Regions from separate parts of the Homo sapiens genome. Here region 2 is linked to region 1. Evidence: read pairs that join two places in POLR2A ChIA-PET (ENCODE). Cell type or tissue: MCF 10A. All regions are shown on one strand. Links, peaks and the distances in the headings refer to the core of each region. The heading gives the core; the rest is flanking DNA. Region 1 overlaps RBM27-POU4F3 (RBM27-POU4F3 readthrough). Region 2 has its middle 37 kb from the start of TCERG1.

The links. Peaks named below come from ENCODE experiments on the same cell type or tissue, not always from the same donor. Only the 100,000 strongest peaks of a DNase experiment are listed, where the experiment ranks them.
Region 2: POLR2A ChIA-PET joins it to region 1 with 5 read pairs; 2 of 35 experiments call an interaction of 5 or more read pairs at or near these places.

The regions. Positions count from the first base shown.
Region 1 is chr5:146,292,137-146,304,035 of GRCh38, forward strand. All of the region lies in intron 18 of RBM27-POU4F3 (RBM27-POU4F3 readthrough), which reads left to right. Among named protein-coding and RNA genes, the nearest start is that of POU4F3, 41 kb to the right of the region's middle. In MCF 10A, for the core only: no CTCF peak of the experiment used is centred there; no DNase peak of the experiment used is centred there.
Region 2 is chr5:146,404,476-146,416,374 of GRCh38, forward strand. No RefSeq gene overlaps it. Among named protein-coding and RNA genes, the nearest start is that of TCERG1, 37 kb to the right of the region's middle. RefSeq lists a silencer at 3,331-3,625 and an enhancer at 5,136-5,305. In MCF 10A, for the core only: no CTCF peak of the experiment used is centred there; a DNase peak (open chromatin) is centred at 5,036.

The sequences.
Region 1 (11,899 bases), core at 5,231-9,230:
ATTAATATATTGGTGCTACATTTTATGCAATTCAAATCACTCTGCAGTACTTATTTGTATATTTTTTAAAAAGCTGTGAAGTCCATAAAACTACAGCTCTTTCTTCTTTTTTTTTTTTTTGAGACGGAGTCTCGCTCTGTGGCTCAGGCTGGAGTCAGTGGCACAATCTCGGCTCACTGCAACGTCCGCCTCCCAGGTTCAAGCAATTCTCCTGCCTCAGCCTCCCGAGTAGCTGGGACTACAGGCATGTGCCACCACGCCCGACTACTATTTGTATTTTTGTAGAGATGGGGTTTCACCATATTGGCTAGGCTGGTCTCCAACTCCTGACCTTGTGATCCACCCGCCTCGGCCTCCCAAAGTGCTGGCATTACAGGCGTGAGCTACCGTGCCTGGCCCACAACTACAACTCTTTAAGGGCTATAAATCAATAAAAGATTATTTGGCTTTGAATTAAATTTTGCACTTAATTTAGAGTTCACTTAGCCATCAACAATTTAAAGTGAACCAATTTTGATATCTAAAAATATATATTCTAACATTGTGCCATTGAATTTCACCTTTTTCAAACATATCCCTATAAGTTTATAAGAAATGTAAGAAATAGATAAGCCCTATATAAAACATAACTAACTGCCTTTGCCACTTTTCTTACTCTTGGGCAAGTGTGTCACTTGTCTCTACATGTCTGACCTTTCCCAGCTTCTAAAGTGCAAAAAGAAAGATTGGGGACATGTCCATAAGAATATTCCCATATCTTCAGAAATGCAAAGGAGAAAACCATTAAGTCTGCAAAGTAGTGAAATCAGAACTCATCATGGAGTTACAAGTTACTAACACATTTCAGTATTTCTACCCTCTTGTCTATGTACTTTTCTTTTGGAATTCCTTAAGCAATAAAACCTGACTTTCTTATAATACCATGGTACCAAACAAATACTTTGAATTAACCTGATTGATAATTTTCAACTCACTTTGAGGAAATAACTCATGGACTGAATGCAGACTGTGACCCAATTAGTGGAGTGAGTAGTTTGCCTACATTCTGTGCTTACCACAGCCTTTGAGGAAGGTGTTCTTACCACCTTATTCAGCTTTGAAAACAGTTTCAGAGAGATAAAGTTGCATTCCTGAGGTCACACAACCTTGTAGTGATGGAGTCAGCATTTGAACACAGGTCTGACTCTGGAGCTCAAGTTCTTAACCTCTGTGCTCCACTGCTTCTAATAAAATAGAATATTGCAAGTCTGTAGAATGTCACTGGTCTTTTTTATTAGTGTCTCAAACACTGCCATTCTGGCTCCATCTATCTCATCTGCCTTGGATTGGAACCAGACTCCCTTGGGGAGCAACACTGTGTTTTTAGGTAGCATATTGGAAACCACAGAGAACAGTTTATTTATGTTAATTTGTGGGGGAACATTTTAAAGTAGTAATTTTCTGTGACCTCCACAATGTACAGCCAGCCAATTTGATACATTTCACAGTAATTTGGCTATATCATAACCTGTGTTATTTTGTTTTCAATTTTATCTTAAATGTTTTTTTCCCTGTGACAAATTGAATTATGATAATCTTGCAGTATTTCTACCTTGCTTCTTTGTGTTTTTCAATATTTCTCGTGCCTTTTTCCTTTTAACTTTGGCATTAAAAAAATCACGTACATAAATAAGTTTACATGCTTTAATGATGTTTTCATATAGAACACTGAATTTTCTAGACAAAAAGTGCTGAGAATAGCAGTGTTCATTTATAGTTATGTTTATGCCATATTTTTAAAAAGTATATTCTCAGTGAATAAAACTGATGTTCATGTCATTGTTCTGTTTGGGGAGTTGATTTTTTTTACATGTTCAGATTTCTTAGATCATTCCAAATCTTTGTGGATTTCTAATTTTTGCTATTTGGAGAACTTCAAAATGTTTATTGACTTGTAGTTGTTACGGTAATAGTTATCTGAAAAAAGAAAAAGATGTAAGCGGCCTTGAAGAAGAGGGGACTTTTTATTCTTTGACAGCCCATGAGAAAACTAGCCATGTTCTAAGAGATTGAATGAAAAAGTTTTTTATTCTTGACAAATTTTGTAGCATTAGGGAATATTTCCAATATGAAAATTGTATCAGGGAAATTGCTGAGACAAAAGAGAATGATTATAACATCCTGGCCACACAGCACATGTTTTAAGAAAGGTATTTCACCCTAAAAATAAAATCGGATTATGTCGTGTGCTTTTTTTTCCTCTGTGAAGATTCCAGAAGTATGTCGTGTGTTTTTTAAAAATTTTACTGTGATCGAATGCTAAAAAAAAAAATGCATGTTATTAAAGAGTTTTTCAGCATATTTTGCTTTGAAATGTTAAATATAGGGAAGGAAGAATTTTATATTTTATACGTAGAAACTTAATTTCTTAGAATTATAACTTTATTTTTTGAAAATTTTCTACCAATAACTTTAAAGCACTTTTCTCCCTGATTTATTTAAATCCTAATAAATTATACATTTCTGCACTTTAGCCATTCATGTGGAAATTATTTGGAGTCATCTCAATAGAATGGTGCTGTGTGGTCTCCCAAGGCCCCCAAGAATGTCAAAGAAGTTTCATCTACTCTTTGTTTTAAATTTTCAAGTGAATATTATTGATAAATTAGATGAAGCTGAAGAAAAGTCTAGAGATTGAAGTAAATTATTAAAATCTACTTAAGAGTGAGGACTTACATAAGAACTCTTTATGGAAAGCTGTACTGAGATCCTAGTATTTTTGGAAAGCTATTTGTGAGTTATAGACACCTGTCAATTTCTCAGAAATGGTCTTATCTGGAAAAAGAAAAGTAGAACCTAACTGGTACATTCAGACGTGTTCAGAGAACTTTCAATATTGTAAAAACAACATAGCATATTTTGCCTCGTCTGTTTTACAACCATGGAGGATTGCCTTTTTATTCATTTTGAGGTTTTGATTATCATCACTGGCAGTTTTATGCTTCATAGACTTAGGGTAGCAGAAGTGGTAACAGTAGATGGCTTCACTTGTCTTTCTTTCAGCATGGCCTGCATGAATCAGAATCCAAAGAAAACCAGCACACTTAAAATAGAAAAATTGCACTTTGGGAAGCTGAGGCAGGAGGATCACTTGAGCCCAGGAGTTTGAGACCAGCCTGTGCAACACGGTGGAACCCCATCTCTGCTAGAAATACAAAAATTAGCTGGGTGTGGTGGCGGGCATCTGTAATCCCAGCTACTTGGGAGGCTGAGGCAGGAGAATCACTTGAACCCAGGAGGCGGAGGTTGCAGTGAGCCAAGATCATGACACTGCACTCCAGCCTGGGGGACTGAGCGAGACTCCATCTCAAAAAAAGAAAAGAAAAAAAAAAAAAAAGGAAAGAAAAGAAAGAAAAAAAAGAGAAAAAGAGGAAAGGAAGGAAGGAAAGAGAGAGTACAATGAATTTTGATTGGTCGGGTCATCCTTTACCATTCTTGCCCAGAAACATGGATTTTTGTATGTGTGTGTGCCATAAATAAGAAATTAAGAAAACAGATGAGACGGTAAAATATTCCGCACACAGAAGCACTTTAATGACTGTCGAGTAAACGACTTAAATGAAGAACCAGGAGAGAGAACGAAGAACAAGCTATCTCTCTGCCTTTTATTTGGTTAATTTTCATTTCATTTCACCACAACTTTAATGGTGCTAAGAAGAAATTGTTGAAAATTTAGAAAAGGAATTGTGGAAGTTACTACATCACAATATACTTGCTTTTTTTTAAAAAAAATAAAATTAAGCCTTGGTTTCTTTAAGCATGGTTTCATTTTCATTCAGTGCTTTTTTTTTTTTTCCCTCCATGCAGTACTTTTATGTCCGCACTCTTTTTTGTTTGTTTTTTGAGAGAGTCTCACCCTGTTTCCCAGGCTGGAGTGCAGTGGCACAGTCTTGGCTCACTGCAACCTCTGCCTCCCGAGTTCAAGTGATTCTTGTGCCTCAGCCACCCAGCAGCAGGATTACAGGTTTGTGCTACCATACTTGGCTAATTTTTTTATTTTTTGTAGAGACGGGGTGTCACCATGTTGGCCAGGCTGGTCTCGAAATCCTGACCTCAAGTGATCCACCCGCTTTGGCCTCCCAAAGTGTTGGGATTACAGGTATAAGCCACCCCGCGCAGCCAATGTTAGTATTCTTGACCTGAGAGAGGGATGGCAAGCAGAACTCAGGGCCCGCAGAGCTGATGCAGGTAGCTCATCTCCCACACCTTGGGCATTTCTCAGCCATAAAATGGTCCGTAGAGCCTTATGATCAAAATAAGATTGTTTACCATGTCATTGCTCATTATGTGACTCACTGTGCTGTTTCTTAAACATTATTAAGTTTCTTAAACATTATTATTTAACTCTGAGGTATACTATTATTTTTCCTTTTTTGTGCAAGAGGAAACTCGGGCATAGAGCAGTTGTGTCACCGATAGTCTCAAAGCAAAGCCAACAATTAAAACCACGTTATGCCTGACATCAAAGTGGGGCTTTTAACCATTGCTTGATACTGTGCTCACATCTCAATTCTTGCTACTTGTGAGTAGGGATTAGTCTTTTTTGTTTTGTTTGTCTTTTTTTTTTTCGTTTATTTGGAGACAAGGTCTCTCTCTGTCATCCAAGCTGCCTGGTGGGAGTGCAGTGGTGCTATCACGGCTCATTGTAGCCTCAACTTCCTTGCTCAAGTGATCCTCCTACCTCAGCCTCCCAAAGCACTAAGGTTACAGGTGTAGTCACTGCACCTGACCTTCTTAGTCTTTAGAAGACTCAGTTTACTCATATAAAATGAACATTATAATATTAGTACCCATTTAATGTTCACAGGGTTGCAATGAACATTAAATGGGAGTTCACTGAAGGTATTTTGTGAAATGTACATCACTATTAGCAGATCTAAGCTTCATCAGATTGTCTCGAATTATTTTCAACTGCAATTGAATTTTCTACCTTGGTTATTAAATCTTGTGGGATCACCTAAATAAATGTGTAAGCAATGTTGAAGAAAAGAGAAAGGTATACTGCATACCTGAGTTGGCACCTCTATATTTCTATAGTACTGTACACCATGATAATCAACTAGATAAAGACAGCTATAGGTAACGACATTTTCTAATCCTTAGCAGTTGTAAGTACACATTGCATGTAGTCATGAGTTGCCTCAAATACAGCATGTTTTAACAGTCTTATAAATCACTTCCCAAGATGGTAGAAAGGGCTCACTTTCCAGACAAGAATCCTTTCTTGGCCGAGCGTGGTGGCTGACACCTTAATCCCAGTACTTTGGAAGGCCAAGGCGGGTGGATCACGAGGTCAGGAGATCGAAACCATCCTGGCTAACACGGTGAAACCCCGTCTCTACTAAAAAAAATACAAAAAAATTAGCCGGGCATGGTGGCGGGCGCCTGTAGTCCCAGCTACTCAGGAGGCTAAGGCAGGAGAATGGCATGAACCGGGGAGGTGGAGCTTGTAGTGAGCCAAGATCATGCCACTGCACTCCAGCCTGGGCGACAGAGCGAGACTCCGCCTCAAAAAAAAAGAAAAAAAAAGAATCCCTTCTTACCAGTTTTCCTTATACCACATAAAAGCATAAACACTTCCCTAGTCTTGAGCTCTTTGTTCTGGGTGTTTATTTAAGAGAGTCACTTCAGAATCCCCCTTACTGGCTGTTCTCTTGTCTGTTATATGATCTGCTCCAGCCCAGTAAATCCTTTAGTGTGAATCCCTTAGTTATAGAAAATGAGATCTTTCCTTTCCTTAACTATTCTGTGGCTGGGCACGGTGGCTCATGCCTGTAATCCCAGCATTTTGGGAGGCCGAAGTGGTGGGATCGCTTGAAGTCAGGAGTTCGAGACCAGCCTGGCCAACGTGATGAATCCCTGTCTCTACTAAAAATACAAAAATTAGCCTGGCATGGCTGCGCATGTCTGTAATCCCAGCAACTCAGGAGACTGAGGCAGGAGAATTGCTTGAACCCAGGAGGCAGAGATTGCAGTGAGCCAAGCTCGCGCCACTGCACTCCAGTCTGGGAGACAGAAAGAAAAAAGAAAAAATTCTGTAAAGCGTGTATACTTGTGTAAAAAAGCTGACCAATGAATTCTGCTATAGAGTGTGGCCAAAGGAAAACAATTCAAATAGAAAATTGGATGAAACTATTTTGTGTATAGAGTAGATTTGTTTGGGGGACACTAGAATAGCTATTGAATAGATATATCATTAGTACAAAGTATGTGAAATAACTTCACAAGTCATTCATGGATTTTGTGTTTCTGGATAAAAGGCAGAAAAAAATTTAAAAGGAAGCTGTCATTTTCTTCATCTTGTAACTTTTATAAAATTATCATTCAAATGATACACACTGAAAATAATCATTATTAAAACTATTTAACATTTCTTTTTTTAGTGAGTTCTATTATAACCATTTAAGCAAATGTATTGATTTATTGAACATCCTGGAAGATAAAAATATTTTAAACACGCAAATGGAAAATAGACACACTTTTTGTTTGGAAATGATGAATCTGTGCTTGTTTCCCCTCCTCCCTTCTAACATGCCACACTATTAAAGTGACCAGAGGGAGACTTTACTTACTTTTATTTTTTATTAGATTGGTATTTTTTCCCTTTTAAAAATTTCAATAGCTTTTGGGGTACACTTGGTTTTTGTTACATGGATGAATTCTATAGTAGTGAATTCTGAAATTTAAGTGCACCAATCACCTGAGTAGTGTACGTTGTACCTAATGCATAGTTTTTTTTATCCCTACACCCTTTTCATCCTCCCGCTTCTGAGTCTCTAAAGTCCATTATATCACCCTGTATGCCTTTGCGTACTCATAGCTTAGCTCCCACTTATAAGTGAGCACATAAGGTTTTGGGTTTCCACTCCTGTGTTACTTCATTTAGAATAATGGCCTCCAGCTCCATCCAAGTTGCTGCAAAAGACATTATTTCATTCCTTTTCATGGCTGAATAGTATTCCATGGTGTATATATGGCACATTTTCTTTATCGGCTCTTTAGTCAATGGGTGCTTAGATTGGTTCCATATCTTTGCAATTGCAAATTGTGCTGCTATAAACATACATGTGCAAGTGTCTTTTACATATAAGTGACCTCTTTTCCTTGGGATACCCAGCAGTGGGATTGCTGGATCAACTGGTAGATCCACTTTTTAGCTCTTTAAAGATCTACTTTTAGTTCTTTAAAGAATCTTCATACTGTTTTCCATCAAGGTTGTAGTAATTTACATTCCTACTAACAGTGTATAAGCATTCCCTTTTCCCTACATCCACACCAACATCTATTGTTTTTTAACTTTTTAATCATGGCTATTCTTGCAGGAGTAAGGTGGTATGGTATCTCACTGTGGTTTTAATTTGCAGTTCTCTAATGATTAGTGATTTAAGCATTTTCTTCATATGTGTGTTGGGCATTCGTACGTCTTCTTTTGAGAAATGTCTATTCATATCCTTTGCTCACTTTAAGAAATTTTTATTATTTTTATACATTTATTTTAAATTATTAAATTAAGTAGAGTTGGGGTTTCACCATGTTGGCCAGGCTGGTCTCAAACTCCTTGGCAGCAAGTGATCTGCCCATCTAAGCCACTCAAAGTGCTACGATTACAGGCGTGAGCCACCACGCCTGGCCACCTTTGCCCACTTTTTTTTCTGTTTGTTTTTGAGATGGAGTCTTGCTCTGTTTCCTGGGCTGGAGTGCAGTGGCATGATCTCAGCTCATTGCAACCTCCACCTCCCAGGTTCAAGCTATTCTCCTGCCTCAGCCTCCCAAGTAGCTGGGATTACAGGTGCCGCGCCACCACACCCAGCTAATTTTTTATATTTTTGGTAGAGATGGGGTTTCACCATATTGGCCAGGCTGGTCTTGAACTCCTGACTTCAAGTGATCTGCCCGCCTTCGCCTCCCAAAGTGCTGGGATTACAGGTGTGAGCCACCGTGCCCAGCCCTTTGCCTACTTCTTAGTGGGATTATTTATGGTTTCTTTTGGTGATTTTTTTTGAGTTCCTTGTAGATTCTAGATACTAATCCTTCGTTGGATACATAGTTTGCAAATATTTTCTCAGAGAAAGACTTTTCTATGAGGCTGTTTTTATATCTCAATTTTATACTTCCTTAGGATATCACCTCTCTATTCATAACCTTTTTTTAAAAAAAAAAACCCATTCCCTATAGCAAAGGATACCCCTTTAAGAAGAAGGGAGGCCGTAGCCACATAGATTTCCTCCAGGATAGTCAGGGGCCCTATGCTTAATTCACAGGGAGTCCCTCTGCTTCATTTTCTGCTTTATTCTTCTTTCTTGTTGCTGGAGTGATTAACTTAATGTGACTACCCAGAAGCCAGAGGCAAAGTTGTTCTTCAAATTTCAAATCAAAACAGGATAGCAGGTGTGAAATTTTTAATAATGGCTTTATCTAGACTAGATCTGGAATATTAGGGGAGGGGACTTTTTAATATTACCTGTGGATTCCATTCTAACACTCCACTGTCACCCCAAAGGGTAAGCACCTGCAGGAAAAAGCCTATGTTATAGCCAACAGGACACTTTTTTCAGGCAACAAATGTAAGGATTATGTAATCATTCAAACTTTTACATTGTTCTAGCACTTCCTACTAGAGAATACAAAGATTACAAAGTTGCATTACAAAGTTATTGTAAATAAGATTACAAAGTGCATGAGAGACTGGGACTTTGAGGTGGGTAAAGATAATTTGCTATTGCTACTTCATGAATTGGTAGTAATACTAAAAAGCAACTCACACAATTTTTGAAGAACTTTACCACCTACCGCATTATGTCAGGAATAAATGAGTGTCATCTGCACATTTGTTTCAGGAGGGTAATAAATTATATGATAAACACAGAGGAAACATCCTTGCTATTTCTCCCCATACATGTTGACTTTGCATAAGCTTAGTGCTCAGGTTTTTATGAAAATTAACTCCTTTTTCCCAACAGAGGCTGGCAACACTGGGAAGAAGAGAAATTCTAAAATAGCTGCTTAATTTTCTTCCTTCTCCCACTACCTGGTTTATTTGTTATTTAAATACTCTATAGATACTTTAGTAATAGGTGCAGTTCTGGATGTTGCTTTTTAAAGGTGATAGTATCTGTTCTAGAGTAAAAATACCTGAGAGGAAATTGTGATAAGTGAAAGAGTGGTCTGGAAATCATAATTTTGAATATGTGCATAGGCACCTTAGAAAGTTTTGCTACCATGTGGCACAAGACACATAAGTATCACCAGTTTTGGTAGTCATCAAAATATATATCACTCCCCCACGTTTTTTTCATTTTTGTGGTTTATAAAGAGTCTGTGTTTCTATTTCAGATTAATTGCATTCTGCTCTGTGAGAGCTTACACATTTTTACAGACAATACAGCAAATAAGCATGTGCTGCAGATCAGGAATATGTGGAGAGGGAAATAGAAACATGGCCAGTGTGGGTAGAAAGACCTAAACGTTGCCATACAGCTGAGCAGCTCTTAGAATTCAGTTGGTCTGTGACCAAAAAACAGCGCCTGTTACATGGCTCATAGGTTTTGTTGTTTAATAAAACACAGAAGTGACACAGAAAGCTTTGGCTGCATGTGGATTTTGTTTTGTTAGTACAACTAATGGCATGTGGGCTTTGCCCAGCTCTGTGTATTTTCCCCACATTTGGATGAATGAGGTAATGTGCTACTTACAGGGAGCTTGGTTTTTGGTCATAGGCTGTCTTCTCTTTGTGGTATTTCTATTTTAATTTCACATCCTACCAGCTGCTTCTGGGATCATTGATGCTAAAGGGGTATGTTCATGGGGGTGGGTGGAAAAGAGGGAGGATGATATCAAAGGAATCTACTGTTCTTGTGTTGTTTCATGTCTTTATTTCCTCTACAACCTCCTGTAAGTCCAAGGCTGAGGCCATCCCTGTTGAGCAGGCAGAGAGGAAAAGGCATACGGGCATTAGGGAGAGGTCGACTGTGGGATGAAGGAGGACCTGTGCCAGCGAGGGGTTCTAGCTTGAAAGGTGAGACAGTCATTCTGGCTCATAGGAGAACATGCCATTGGCCCGCTGAAGGCTAGAGCAGGGTCTTGCTGTACCCCACTCGATATGTACTGCATGATCATGTGAGCAATACATGGTCATGATGAGCTAAAAATAGCCCCCCACCCCTGACTTTTTTCTGGTAAGCAAATGAATATTTCAACCACCTTTTTTAATGGACTATCAGTGGCACTCACTCCCTAGACTGCTGTAGAGATTAAACAGGATGCCAGTTTATGCACAGCAATAGAACTGCCTCTTCTCTCCATGCAAGAAAGCATTAGAGAATGCAAGTGAGGGAGAGAGAGTTCATTAGAAGGGATAACCTCAAATCCACCCTAATTTGTGACAGCGGATCTTTCATAAACAACACTCTTTAGGTCAAATGTGCAGTGACCCAAGATGTTAAGAATCACTGCCTTTGAACAGTAGCTTATGAAATGTGGGGAAAATACACAGGGCTGGGCAAAGCCCACATGCCATTAGTTGTACTAACAAAACAAAACCCACATACAGCCAAAGCTTTATGTGTCACTTCTGTGTTTTATTAAACAACAAAACCTATCATCTGGTCTCAAACTCCTGATCTTGAGTGATCTGCCCACCTGGTCATCCCAAAGTGCTGGGATTACAGGCATGAGCCACTGCGCCTGGACAATAAATATATTATTAAATATATATATTAAACTTCCCCAAGTGATTCTGGCATGCAGAATGGGAAGTACTTTCTAGAATCACTGATGTCATATACTGATGACAGCAGGCAGGACATAGGTGACCTTTCCAAAGAAGTGCAAAGACACACCCCCTGTGACAATTTGGATAAAAGATCCGAGTGACAAAAGTGCCATTGAAAGGACCTAATCCCCAGTCTCCAGCATGGGTTGGAGGCAGAACACTGGAAAAAGGACCAAATTTTCAAGCCATGCCTCCTGTGGCCCCTGTACTGATCACCACATTGATACCAACCGTCCTTCAAATCTCCCTTGGACTATGAAGGGAATTGTATTCTATTCAAAGGACTGTGAGAACATCATGACTAGGAATATGAGTTAGGAGGCAACCTAGAGCCTGTCACTATCATTCCATCGTGAAAGCTGCAGCTATACAAAATGTGAATTCTAGGAAACATACCCAGTATTGTCATTCTCATGCATGGACGATAATAAGGCCATCTTGATAATAATAATAACTCACAAAAACTCAGCACTTCTTTTGGACTGTCCTAAGAACCCATTTTATAACCTTTTGGGGTGGGTACTCTTATTATTCCATTTTGCCAGTGAGGAAGTTAAGATACTGAGAGGTTAACTTACCCAAGTTACAAAGCTAGTAAATGGTAGAGCTAAAATTTACGTTTAGATGATCTGGTTTCAGAAATGGCTCCACTTTAACTACTACTCCATACTGCAGATCACAGAACCATAAGGGGTGCTGTGATAACACCATCTTTGCAACTCCATAAAGGGACCAACAGATTTAATTCTGACCAAATTTGTATGGAGGCAGAAATAAAGGTTAGAATAATTTTGCATTTATAAATGATGACTTTAAAATTTACAACCTTACCATTCATTTAACATCCATGAAAGATGCTGCTTTTAGAATGTTTATGGAAATTGGACAGCTTTCTAAATGCTGTTTTAAAAAGTAGGATTCTTTTCATTTTCTAGCATTAGTTTTAGTCCCTATAAATTCAACTCCTATTATTATTGCTTACTATAGTATTTAAATACTAGAAATCATGAACAGAACTCACTCTGACAATTTTACTATGCTTTGCACTTTAAACAAATATTGTCTTAGGAGCAGTGATGCATTCACTGT
Region 2 (11,899 bases), core at 3,232-7,231, 110 kb after region 1:
ACTGCCTTTGCTTGAGTCTCTATGCTCTTATTGCACTCTCCCCTTGTTTGCATGGCTATTTTCCCATACAGACTGCAGGTCCCTAAGGGTCTTATTAGATGCTGTATCCCTAGGATCCTGCCCAGTGCCTGGCATACACTAAGTATGGAACTGACTTAGTTCAAAGCACAGTTTTAAATATCTCCAGGTGTGGCTTTGGGCATCATGAAAAGAGAAAAAGAAGACCCCATAAGTTAGGATTCTTTTTTTTTTCTTTTTTTATTTTGCCACAGAGTCTTGCGCTGTCACCCAGGCTAGAGTGCAGTGGCATGATCTCAGCTCACTGCAACCTCCGCCTCCTGGGTTCAAGCGATTCTCCTGCCTCAGCCTCCCAAGTAGCTGGGATTACAGGTGCCCGCCACCGCACCCGGCTAATTTTTGTATTTTTTAGAAGACACAGGGTTTCACCATGTTGGCCAGGCTGGTCTTGAACTCCTGACCTTGTGATCCACCCACCTAGGCCTCCAAAAGTGCTGGGATTACAGGTGTGAGTCACCGTGCCTGGCCAGTATTCTTTTACTTGTAAGTACAATAAACACAATATAAATGGGCTTCAACACAGATAACTGAAAAGTCCAGGAGTAGTGTTGACTCAAATGATGCCATCAGAACTTGATTTCTCTCCCTCTGTCTCTTGGCATTGCTTTTACTGGTTGGCTCCATTTCAAACAGGCTTTTTGCCTCTAGCTAGCAAAATTACTGCATAGCTGTAGACCTAACATCTTCCCAATTTCCAATCTAACAGGGAAAAAAAAACACATGAGATTTTGTCCCAGAAAAAGGCTCACTGCAACTTTAGTGTGGTCATGTGTCAATTTCTGAGACAATCACGATGTCATGTGTTGATTGAGTTGTATACTTTTCCACTGAATGAAGGTGAGAGCCACTCCCCTTTAATAATAAATTGAGATTAGATTGGGGTGAGCCCTCAAGGTTAGTACTTATTTTAAAATGTACTAGGGATTTTGTTTTTACCCTGTTATGGTGTGGGGCCAGCAGATCAGGGGGCAATTGCCATTGTCAAGAGTTTTGTTATTCATAGTTCCCAAGAGGAGGGACCATGTTGCATGCCATGTCATGCAGGACCACATGGGGAAGCACCAGGGTTGGGCAGGAGGTGGGAGTGAGGGGAAAGCTCATGTGAAACCTTTAGCCTTGGGTTTTAAGAGAAAGAATGGGCAAGGTAGTGTAAGCAGTTGGGCAGAATTAGGATTGCATGGTTTGAATCATTTGGGTGGCCTCTGGGTGAAAGGATAGTCCCTTGTTGCCTAGTACCTGGCCCTTGGGTGATTTAGGGCACAGGGATAGTGTCCTGGACTGCAAGAGCCTAATAAAAGGTGGTGGGTGGGGATTGGTTGGTTTGCGTATCACAGGGGTGCTCCAAGGCAAGTTTGCTGTCTCTAGGAATTAGCTACCCCCGGCATGGGCAGTCCCTCTCCAGGTCCACCAGACCCCAAGATGTTGAAGCATCATAAAACACAGAAAATAAAAAATATGATTAATACAGTGCTGGGTGGCAAAAAACAACGGATATCTATTACAAAGACTAAGGTCTAGTATTAGTATAAAGAAGCAATCTCATTCATTTAGCCATTCACTAGTTCATTCACTCATTCATTTTTTCATTCAACATTTTTTTAGGAGTGCATCATTCACCATTTATTAAAAATCTCCCATGTGCTAGACACTGAAGTAGGTGCAAGGAACGTAGAAGTGAACAAGCCAGACCTGGTTCCTGCTAATTAGAGCCATCAATCAAATAATTATACATATATATATCTCTATCTATCTACCTACCTATCTATCTATCGATGTTTTTTTTCTGTTGCCCCAGCTAGAGTGCAGTGGCATGAACATAGCTCACTGCAGCCTCAACCTCCAAGGTTCAAGTGATCCTCCTGCCTCAGCCTTCTGAATAGCTGGGACCACAGGCGCACACCACCACATCCAACTGATTTTTAAATTTTTTGTGGAGACTGGGTCTTGCTATGTTGCCCAGGCTGGTCTCCAACTCCTGGACTCAAGCTGTCCTCCCACCTTGGCCTCCCAAAGTGTTGGGATTACAGGAGTAAGCCACTGCACCCGGCCTAATAATTATAATTCTCAAGGACCTATTCCAAATGATGCGGGATCCAGTAATTCATTTTTAAAGGCTTTAGTTCATCTACTTGTTTTAGGCTATAGTGATTGTTGGGCCTGTCAGTATATTCTGGGCCTTTGGAGAAAAGATCTGATGCTCATAAATAAAAATGCTCCACAAATGAGGATGATTTTTTCATGACTTGTATGGCATTTTAGAGATTACAAGGTGCTTTAAGTATTCTCATTTACTCTTCACAATTCTTGTTAGATATAGATTATTATCATCTCATTTTACTGCTGGAGAAGCTGAGGCTTTAAGAAGTGAAGTGACTTGCCCAAAGATTTACTATCAGCAGGGGCCAAGCAGGGCTCAAAACCAAGTCCAGTTCTTTTTCCACTTTATTAGTATTTTCAATTGTGGGACCCCTGCCAGTGGCTCACAGAGCATCAAAATAGTGACCTCAATTAGTGAGAAATGTATCTCTATTTCATATCTCCCTCAATCATTTCAGCTCTGTCAAGGGCAAAGTCTCATATTTGTGCTAATATATCTTTAACACTTTTTCACTTGCTACCCTGTCTCTCTTTCTCTCCTTAGAAATCAAGAAAGCACAGGACTCTGGCTCAGAACTGTTGGCAGGCACAACTGAGAAGCTAGAATCTAATATCATTGTTTTGCTTTATTTATGACAAGCAATATTGGTTTTCCATTTATGGTAGAGATATTAAGTTTCCCTTTGAAATAAATGTATTTTTGAAGTTAAAACAGTGTTGATTGAAAACAAATACTAAATAAATAATAAGTAGCTTGTGGGTATGTGCAAGTCATGAAAACGGTACCCAAATTACTGCAATCTGGGAACACCTCATAGACCAAGCAAGTAGGAAGAGGCTCCTGGAAGGGAAAATGCAGATTCCTCTCCTTTCCTGTCTAGGGAGGAAAAAGGACTGGTTTAGGCCCTGCTCCAAATAAAAGACATGGTCACAATCCTCTAAGATGGTGCTTTTCAGGCCAAGGCCCAGAGACTGATGCCAATCCAAAGTGATATTTTCAAATCATTTGTGAGAAGAAAAAATAAGGACCGTGTATATGTCAGTGTAAGAAGGCCAACTATTCTTTCTTAGGTAAGAAGGTATTTTATTCTGAAACTCTCTTATTATTCATTTATTTTTGTATGAGTGCAAGTGTGTTATAATGCCCATTCTTTAGTAATTGGTTTATGATAATAGATGGCCATTGCTGATTGTGATTGTTCCAATAGCTTTACTTGGAAAAACAAATAGCTAGTGACCTTATCCTACCAAACCCCCCTCCTCCCTATTTTTTTCTATCAGTGAACTTCTGTTCTAGGAGACTTCAATTGCAGGAAACAGCTTGCCTTCTATTGCTAGAGGAAAAAGATATTGATAGGCCCAGCCTTATAACTGTGGTTACTAGCAATGCAAAACAGCAAGCCATAAATCCTTATTGAACTCAGGCACTGCTGTTTGCCATTGAAGAGATCTTTCTTTTCTCTCCAGTGTAACTAAATAAAGATGGGAGACCAGAGAAATAAGATAGCTGTTAAATTAAAGAGGAAAAACGTTCAAGTTTCAAGGAGGCTGTTACAAAAACAAATAAGCATATAAACCAACCAACCCCCAAACTCCTAGACCAATATCTATCTCTCAGTGACCTTGGACCATCTTAGCTGAGATGAGCAAACTGACAGCCCATTAAGAATGCCAGCCCCACTCCTCTTATTCTCTGATGATGGAAATGTAAACTGGTATATCAGGCTAACTCTTTGACCTAGCAATTCCTTTTTCACTAATTTGTCAGAGAAAATATCATAGTTGGGCACAAATAATTATTTGGTTATAAGGATCTCCATTAAAATAATCATTTACTGCATAGAAAAGCTAGACACAAATATCGAATGGCAAGGGGTTGGCCAGGTAAATCATAGCACATTGATACACTGGAATACTGTGTAAATATATGAAAATATATTGTAGAAAAATACTCAATATTATGCAAAATGGTAAGAACGTATTGTTAAATGAGACAAGTATAAAAAAGCAAAAGAATAAAATACATACAGAATATTGGATACAGTATGATTTAATTTTTATTTAAAAGATGTTGGATGGAGGATGGGAGGAGGGAGATGATAAGGAAAAATAACTAATGGATACTAGGTTTATTACCTGGGTGATGGAATAATCTGTACAACAAACCTCTATGACACAAGTTTACCTATGTAATAAACCTTCACTTGTACCCCTGAACTTAAAATAAAAGGTTAAAAAAGTGAGTCTTTTATAAACAGCAAAAAATAAAAAATAAAATAAAAAAGGCATAATACACAATAGGTCTGGGTGGTAAAATTATAAGTGAGTTCCATTTCCCTCTTTTTGTGTAAGGCTTTTTTTATGTCTGCAATGAAAACATGCTACTTTTACTTTAAGAAAAAAAGAGATTCCCTTTAAATTGGCCCCATTTAACCTGATTAAAATGGGTCAGCAACCCTATGCATAAGCTTAAAAGTGTGTATTTGTGGACTTGCATTTTGCAGTGCTGACGTGCTTCCCCTAGAACCGAAGGGAGACACGAAACCTCTCTGCAAACTCTTTGTAGATTCCCATCTGTGACTTGATAAATATTTGATGCAGTGGCCAGTCAACATCCCTACATTAGTGAAACTTCTGCCCAGGAGCAACTGCACAGCTCTCAGCAATGAGATCGGAGTAAGTTAAAAAGAGTGTATTCATTAGCCACTTCAAAGGGTTTGTTTTTTTTCAGCTGGAAATTTTGCAGGCTGTATTATTGGCCCCGCTGTCTACCGCATGACGACCAAAAAACATACTACTGCAAGGAGGAGCCTGCTTCTTCCCTTAACAACATTTTCTTTCCTTTGTGTTCACAGCCCGGGAGGCAAACGCACCATGAATCACCCTCCTGTCGTCCCTTTGGTTAAACAGCTGTGAATGTCTTAAGTGAGTTTAGGATCTGCCTGGTAACTTTAATGCCAAAAACCTGGAGTCTGGTCCCCGTAGGTTGTGTAGTTTTGTACAATGGGGATGGGCCACTTGTCCTCTCTGCATCTTCAAAGACTATAATTGATAATTAAAAGTCAGCCTTTTGTCCCTAAATATCCTGAATTGACAAGTAGAATGAATGAACAACGTGTAGCAGGGCAGAGAAGGGCTCTGGTGAAACCAGCTGAAATTAATCCTGAAGCTAGCTACAGTGGTTTTCAGGAGGACCTGAGTAAACTCCTACTCATTTTTCAAATCTTGATTTAAATATCACCTCTTCCTAGAAGGCTACCAAGATCCAAGCCTGGTGCCCCTCCACTGAGCTTCCATAACTTCTGTACTTCTGTGAGAGCCTGTAAGCTGTACTCGAACTACCTGCTTGTTTATGTCTCTCCCCAGCAAACTATGAGTTTTGGGAAGACTGTCCTCTCCACCACTGCCAGGCATCTGGCACTTATAAAAGTGCTGAATAAATATTTATTGAATTGAGTACATTTTTCCTGAAACTCATGCTTCAGAAGAGTAACAAAATTTCAGGACTATAGGGCATCAAATTTGAAAGTTTCCTCTTTTCATTGATTGAAGCCCACTGTCCCTGTTCCCGACCCATAGCCGTCAAAGCAAGCAGCTGTCTAGTCTGCTTGCACATTTCTAATGACAGACAGTTTACCTCCCTTTAAAACAGTCAAAGGTAGACTTTGAAATGACTAAGAAAGTTGAGTAAAATAAAAGACCAACAGGACAGGTCCTCTACCAAACTGGGAAGCAGGTAACCCAGGCGCCTTGTCACTTCTAGTTCCTCCCCTCTCATCATTATTGCAACTTCTTGAGGCCTTTATTCTCTTCCCCATTTTCTGCTGGGCCTTGCTCTCAGCTGAGGGTTAAGGAAACTCCACAGTGGTAGCCACTGACAGTAGTTTAAGGCTCTGCTTCACAAACCAGGAGTGTGTATGCCATGGAGTCCTTGAACTCCAAGATGAACATGGAGTCTATTGTGAAGCATCGTTTTTATTTGAAGAGCTAACATTTGTATGTTAAAAATATATGTAGTATGGAAAAGCATATAGGCATGATTTTAAATAGACAGCACAAGACTCAAAAGAAATTGATCAAAATCTTTTGGGCTGAGTCCTCAGACTCCTGGGGGTTAAGAATTCACTCTTGGTTTGATGGGTTACTTTGGTGGAAAATACAGGAGAAGTAACACTGGCTTAATATGCTGTCGTCTTATATCCCCTGGGGGCATTTGCATTTCCACTGGTTTCTTTTGGAGACTGAAAAGGCTTTAAAGCCAAGAGGAATCAATGCATAATGGTGGAGTTTCAGGCTGCATGAATTGGGGTAGAGGGACAGATATTATCCAGCAGAGGCATTGCATTTATAAAGAACATTTCCTAGTGATCTGTCAGCCTTTAACAGGCAGTCCCATTTCCGAGTAGGTATAGTAAATGTCCACTTGATTCTGCTTTGACAATGTTTGTGCAAGTAACTTTGCCCTTCTATGCCTCAGTTTCCTTAGCTCAGTATGAGAAATTAACTCATACAGGTGCCGTGAGCTACTGTATAAAAAGTACTTTGCTCAGTGCCCAACATATAATAAACATTAACTAAACAGCAGTTCTTACAAGCACTAATTATAAAATTAACATATGCTCAGTCAGACCTACCCCTAAATTTGTGGGCCTAGAGTTTGTTAACTTTTTTGTTAACAAACAAGCCAACAGACTGTTAAAAAAAAATGTGGTGTATCCTTCTACTTTTGAAACAAAGTTGAGAACTATTTTTCATATGACTGAATATCAGCAAATTTTAAAGTTGACTGATCTTTAATTTTCTGTACATAACTGGCAGTTCTGTTGTTTGGCTGATGTTTGGATGCGTAATAACAAAGGCATACATAATTCATACATGACTATATATTTGCTATATAAAAATTATTTTTTCTTGTCTTCATTTTAGCAAAATTACAGTTACGTTCTTCCAATCAGGATTTTTACATAATTTATGTTCAAAGATAGTAATGCCAAATTCAACACCCTTTCTTAGCCATTGTATTCTTATTTTTAAATTAATTTCATCATGGAGAAAACTTGCTGTTAAGTCAATAGCAACTGAAATTGTCAAAGTTATTGTAACATTTACATTCAGAAATTGGCAATGGATTTTACATATAAAGTTCAAATACTATCATGGGGTCTTAAATTGTTGTTACGATAGAAAATACTACAAAAAATTTTAATTTCATAATATAAATCTATCACTTACATTGCAATTTTTACCTTCTCTAAAAACAATATCCAGATCCAGAAAATATTTTGGTAAGTTTTTTTTTATTTTTAATAAACCTAAAGTGATCTCAACAGATATTAGTTTGGGGATTATTTGTATGTGCATATTCTCTTTTATAGTGATGCAAACATTTTTGTTTACTTGTTCTGATTTTCTCATATTTTATAGAAATGTCACATTTGTTACATATTTTACATGCAGTTTATTTCAATTTAGAGTAACTATTTTCTCTCTATAAAAAAATTTAATCGTAAAAAGGCAAAACAGCCAAACTCATTATTTGGTTCCAGTTTTTAGAATTTCTGCAAGCTTTTGCTAACATCATTAAAAACAACAGTTTCTACCAAATAACCATAGATAGTGCAGATTCAGAAATAATTTTCTGCCAAAGATCATGATTCCTTCCTTAGCAAAGTAATGCAGGAACAGAAAACCAAATACCACATGTTCTCACTTATAAGTCGGAACTAAATGATGAGAACTCATGAACACAAAGAAGGAAACAACAGGCACTGGGGTCTACTTGGGGGTGGGGGGAGTGGGGAGGGGAAGGGGCAGAAAAGATAACTGTTGGGTGCCGAGCTTAATATCTGGGTGATGTAGTAATATGTACAACCAACCCCTGTGACACGTTTATCTATGTAACAAACCTTCACATGTATGCTCAAACCTAAAATTAAAATTCTAAAAAAAGATCATGATCCTTTTTTTTTTTTTTTTTTTTTTTTTTTTTGAGATGGAGTCTTGCCGTGTCACCCAGGCTGGAGTGCAGTGGCACGATCTCGGCTCACTGCAACCTCTGCCTCCCAGGTTCAAGCGAGTCGCCTGCTTCAGGCTTCCGAGTAGCTGGAACTACAGGCGCCCACCACCACACCCGGCTAATTTTTGTATTTTTAGTAGCGACGGGGTGTCACCATACTGGCCAGGCTGGTCTCAAACTCCTGACCTCGTGATCCGCCCGCCTCGGCCTCCCAAAGTGCTGGGATTACAGGTGTGAGCCACCGTACCCGGCCATGATTCTTTTTATTTAAGGATTATCTTTTATTTCTCATACTCTTCCAGTGCATCTTGTTATCTGGTGTAAATAAAATTTTGTTGTTTTAATAGCTTTTAGTCAGCATTCCCTTTGTGTGTCCAAAAGTGTTTTAGTGACAAACATATAACAGCTTTTTCAAGTTGTTTCATCTTTGGACAGATACAGAAAATATCCTATGTAGTTGTTTAATTGTTCTGAAGATGCAATCACCCATTTGACACAGCTGAGAACATGTCCCTTAATAAGAAATTCAAACTATGTATCACACATGCCTCATAATAAATGCTTGTTCCTTACCAACTGCCATTATCATTAGCTTGCCATCATTATTCTTTTAAATCAATGTCTAAAATTCAAAATTGTATTTTCAATTCTACTTTTTACAATAGGTATAAAATCAATAACATACACAATTTTGACTTCAATTTTTATCATCTGATGAACTATCAGATGCAAGTGTGGCCTGCCCACCATCATCAGATGATGGTACATCAGAAGATAAATATTAGTTGCTCAATATGATTTTGTCCTAACATAATTTACGTAAATTAGTTACTATTAATTTAAAAATTGTATCTCTAATATCTTTTATCACATTTAATAGTATTTTGAATTCTCCATTTAAAGAAATATGATCTTTTAAAATTCAATTTTGTTTTTTTTTGAGACAGGGTCTCGAGAGCTCTGTTGCCCAGGTTGTAGTGCAGTGGCTCAGTCTCGGCTCACTGCAACCTCTGCTTCCCAGGTTCAAGCAATCCTCCTGCCTCAGCCTCCCTAGTAGCTGGGACTACAGGTGCATGCCACCATGCCCAGCTAATTTTTTTGTATTTTTAGTGGAGACGGGGTTTTGCCATGTTGGCCAGGCTGGTCTCGAGCTCCTGACCTCAGGTCTTCCGCTCGCCATGGCCTCCCAAAGTGCTGGGATTACAGGCCTGAGCCACTGCGCTGGGCCTAAAATTCATTTTTATCTATGTTATATGCTTGGCTATTTTGGCATCACATTTGAAAGTTATTTTTTCTACTAGACTAGAACATTTCCATTGTTTTCTATGAATATCGCACTGTTGCTGTTCCACACAAGCTTGCCTAAGTATGGCACATCTAATACTGTTTTCTTAAGAATATCACAGCGATATTGTATATTTGTATTTGCTTGTTTATTTGTTGAATACTGTTAATCATTTGTGTTGTTTCAGGCTTTTTTTTTTCCATTCTAGTATTTGCGTGTGCATTTTTTGGGGTCGGGGTCAAATAACATTTTGTATTCTTTTAATTGAGAACCTAAGTATTTCCAGTCACAGATTCTTTCACTGGACAAAGCTGACTGTGAAGACAGACTGAAATATGTAATAATAGTAACAAAATATTTTGTCTTTTGACTTAGAATATTAAAAAAGTTTCTACAGTTTCTCCATTGGGAAAAAAACTTACAATAATACAAAATATTAACTTTTCTGCCAAGTTTATTCAAGGAAAAATTTATAACCAATAATTTAAATCAACTTACATTTTTCTGGAAATGTTCTCAGATTTCAGAAAGCTGTGACAAACTTTTCTAGGATCACCTTCCAATAAACAGTAAAGAAGCAAAAAGTTTTTAATCTTTCTTGTCAAATTTGCCAATTTCCCCATAATTTCTTTATCATCTAATGGGCAGACCCACTTGCACTCGTTTCTTTTGAGTTGTGAATTTGATATAAAAATATCTTTTTCATTGTCTTATTTTAATCATGAAAGAAACTTCATGTAAAGAACATGAAGTTACAGGTGTTTGATCTGATCTATTCAAGTTGTGGACTTACTCAGAATACTTTTCTTATTTTCATTGTTTTGCTCAGTAACTAAATCTTCACTGAACAGGGAATTTGTAATGTTTGTTTATGAATTGTATGTGGGCCATGCTCAGGAGTTCGCAATTTAAACAAATTACAGCTGACCACCTTGGTGAATATGTTTGTTTTTCTTTTCTATCCTTATTTTTCTGAGCTTCACTTTCATATTTTGTAGGTCTAGCACAATCTTAACTTGTTCTCATTCTTGGTCAGCTAAAGAATTAAGATAAGCAGCCATAAAAAATGATGAGTTCATGTCCTTTGTAGGGACATGGATGAAGCTGGAAACCATCATTCTCAGCAAACTATCACAAGGACAAAAAACCAAACACCGCATGTTCTCACTCGTAGGTGGGAATTGAACAATGAGAACACATGGACACAGGAAGGGGAACATCACACACCGGGGTCTGTTGTGGGGTGGGGGGAGTGGGGAGGGATAGCATTAGGAGATATACCTAATGTTAAATGATGAGTTAATGGGTGCAGCACACCAACATGGCACATGTATACATAGGTAACAAACCTGCACGTTGTGCACATGTGCCCTAAAACTTAAAGTATAATTAAAAAAAAAAAAGATTTAAGATAAAATGTAATCATATTCAAAGGGTTCCAAATTCGAATATATTTCATCAAAAATGTAATTAAAGTAAATGCTAAAATACTAAAAAATTAAAAACATTTCCTATTTTGTCAAAAAAGTTATTTTTCTTCTGCTAAAATATCCAAAATTATTGATTGAAGCTTAAGGGTAAAATACAAATGGTAATTAATGAATACTAATATTTAAATAAAAATTTCAAATGAAGCTTAATTTTTACTTAGTTTTAAATTTAGTTTACTCATTACATATTTTCATAAACATTAAGTTATCCGCAATTTTTATATTCAATGTTTCATGCTTCAAGCATGCTATGTCTAGACAATGTATAAAAAATTAAAAGTAGTATTTTTTAAATTGCAAAAGATTCTTTAGCTGCTATGTGTAACTGCTGCAAACACTGCAGTAATTTGTGAGTACTTACCCACAAACTGGAACTTGAAGAAAGCAAGAAAATGGATGCTTGTTACCCCGGGATATGCTGTGTTATTTTCTAAGAATCTATAGCATTCATGACACCTGAGAAGAAAGATTTGACAAGTATATTAATTTGTCTTTTACCTAAATGCTTCCACAGCTTAAATTCTCCTTGCACACACATTCCTCAGCAGTGTCCTTTTGTGATGCTGGCAGCAGCACAACCTGTGATTCTTCACAACATTTGGGTGGTCAGCTTGTGTTTCCAGGACCGAGGAGCATTTTCCATGGCCTGAATGGTGTTAGTCACCAAAGTGATTGTTTAGGGTATCTGCAATGGTCACCTGATTTCATATATTCTTTAATACATTTGTCTTTTTATGTGTCTTTTCTAAACATGAGATCTGAGGTAGGGGTTCCTCCTTACCAGATCTAGGGCTGTCCTGAGTACAGTAAAAATAATCCAACACTACTTATATATACAACCCACACGTATAAAATAGAAATAGGTTCTCCCTACAAGTACTTGAGTAAATTACCATGTAACCAGTTTGTTGTTTATTTTTCTAGACTTTAAAA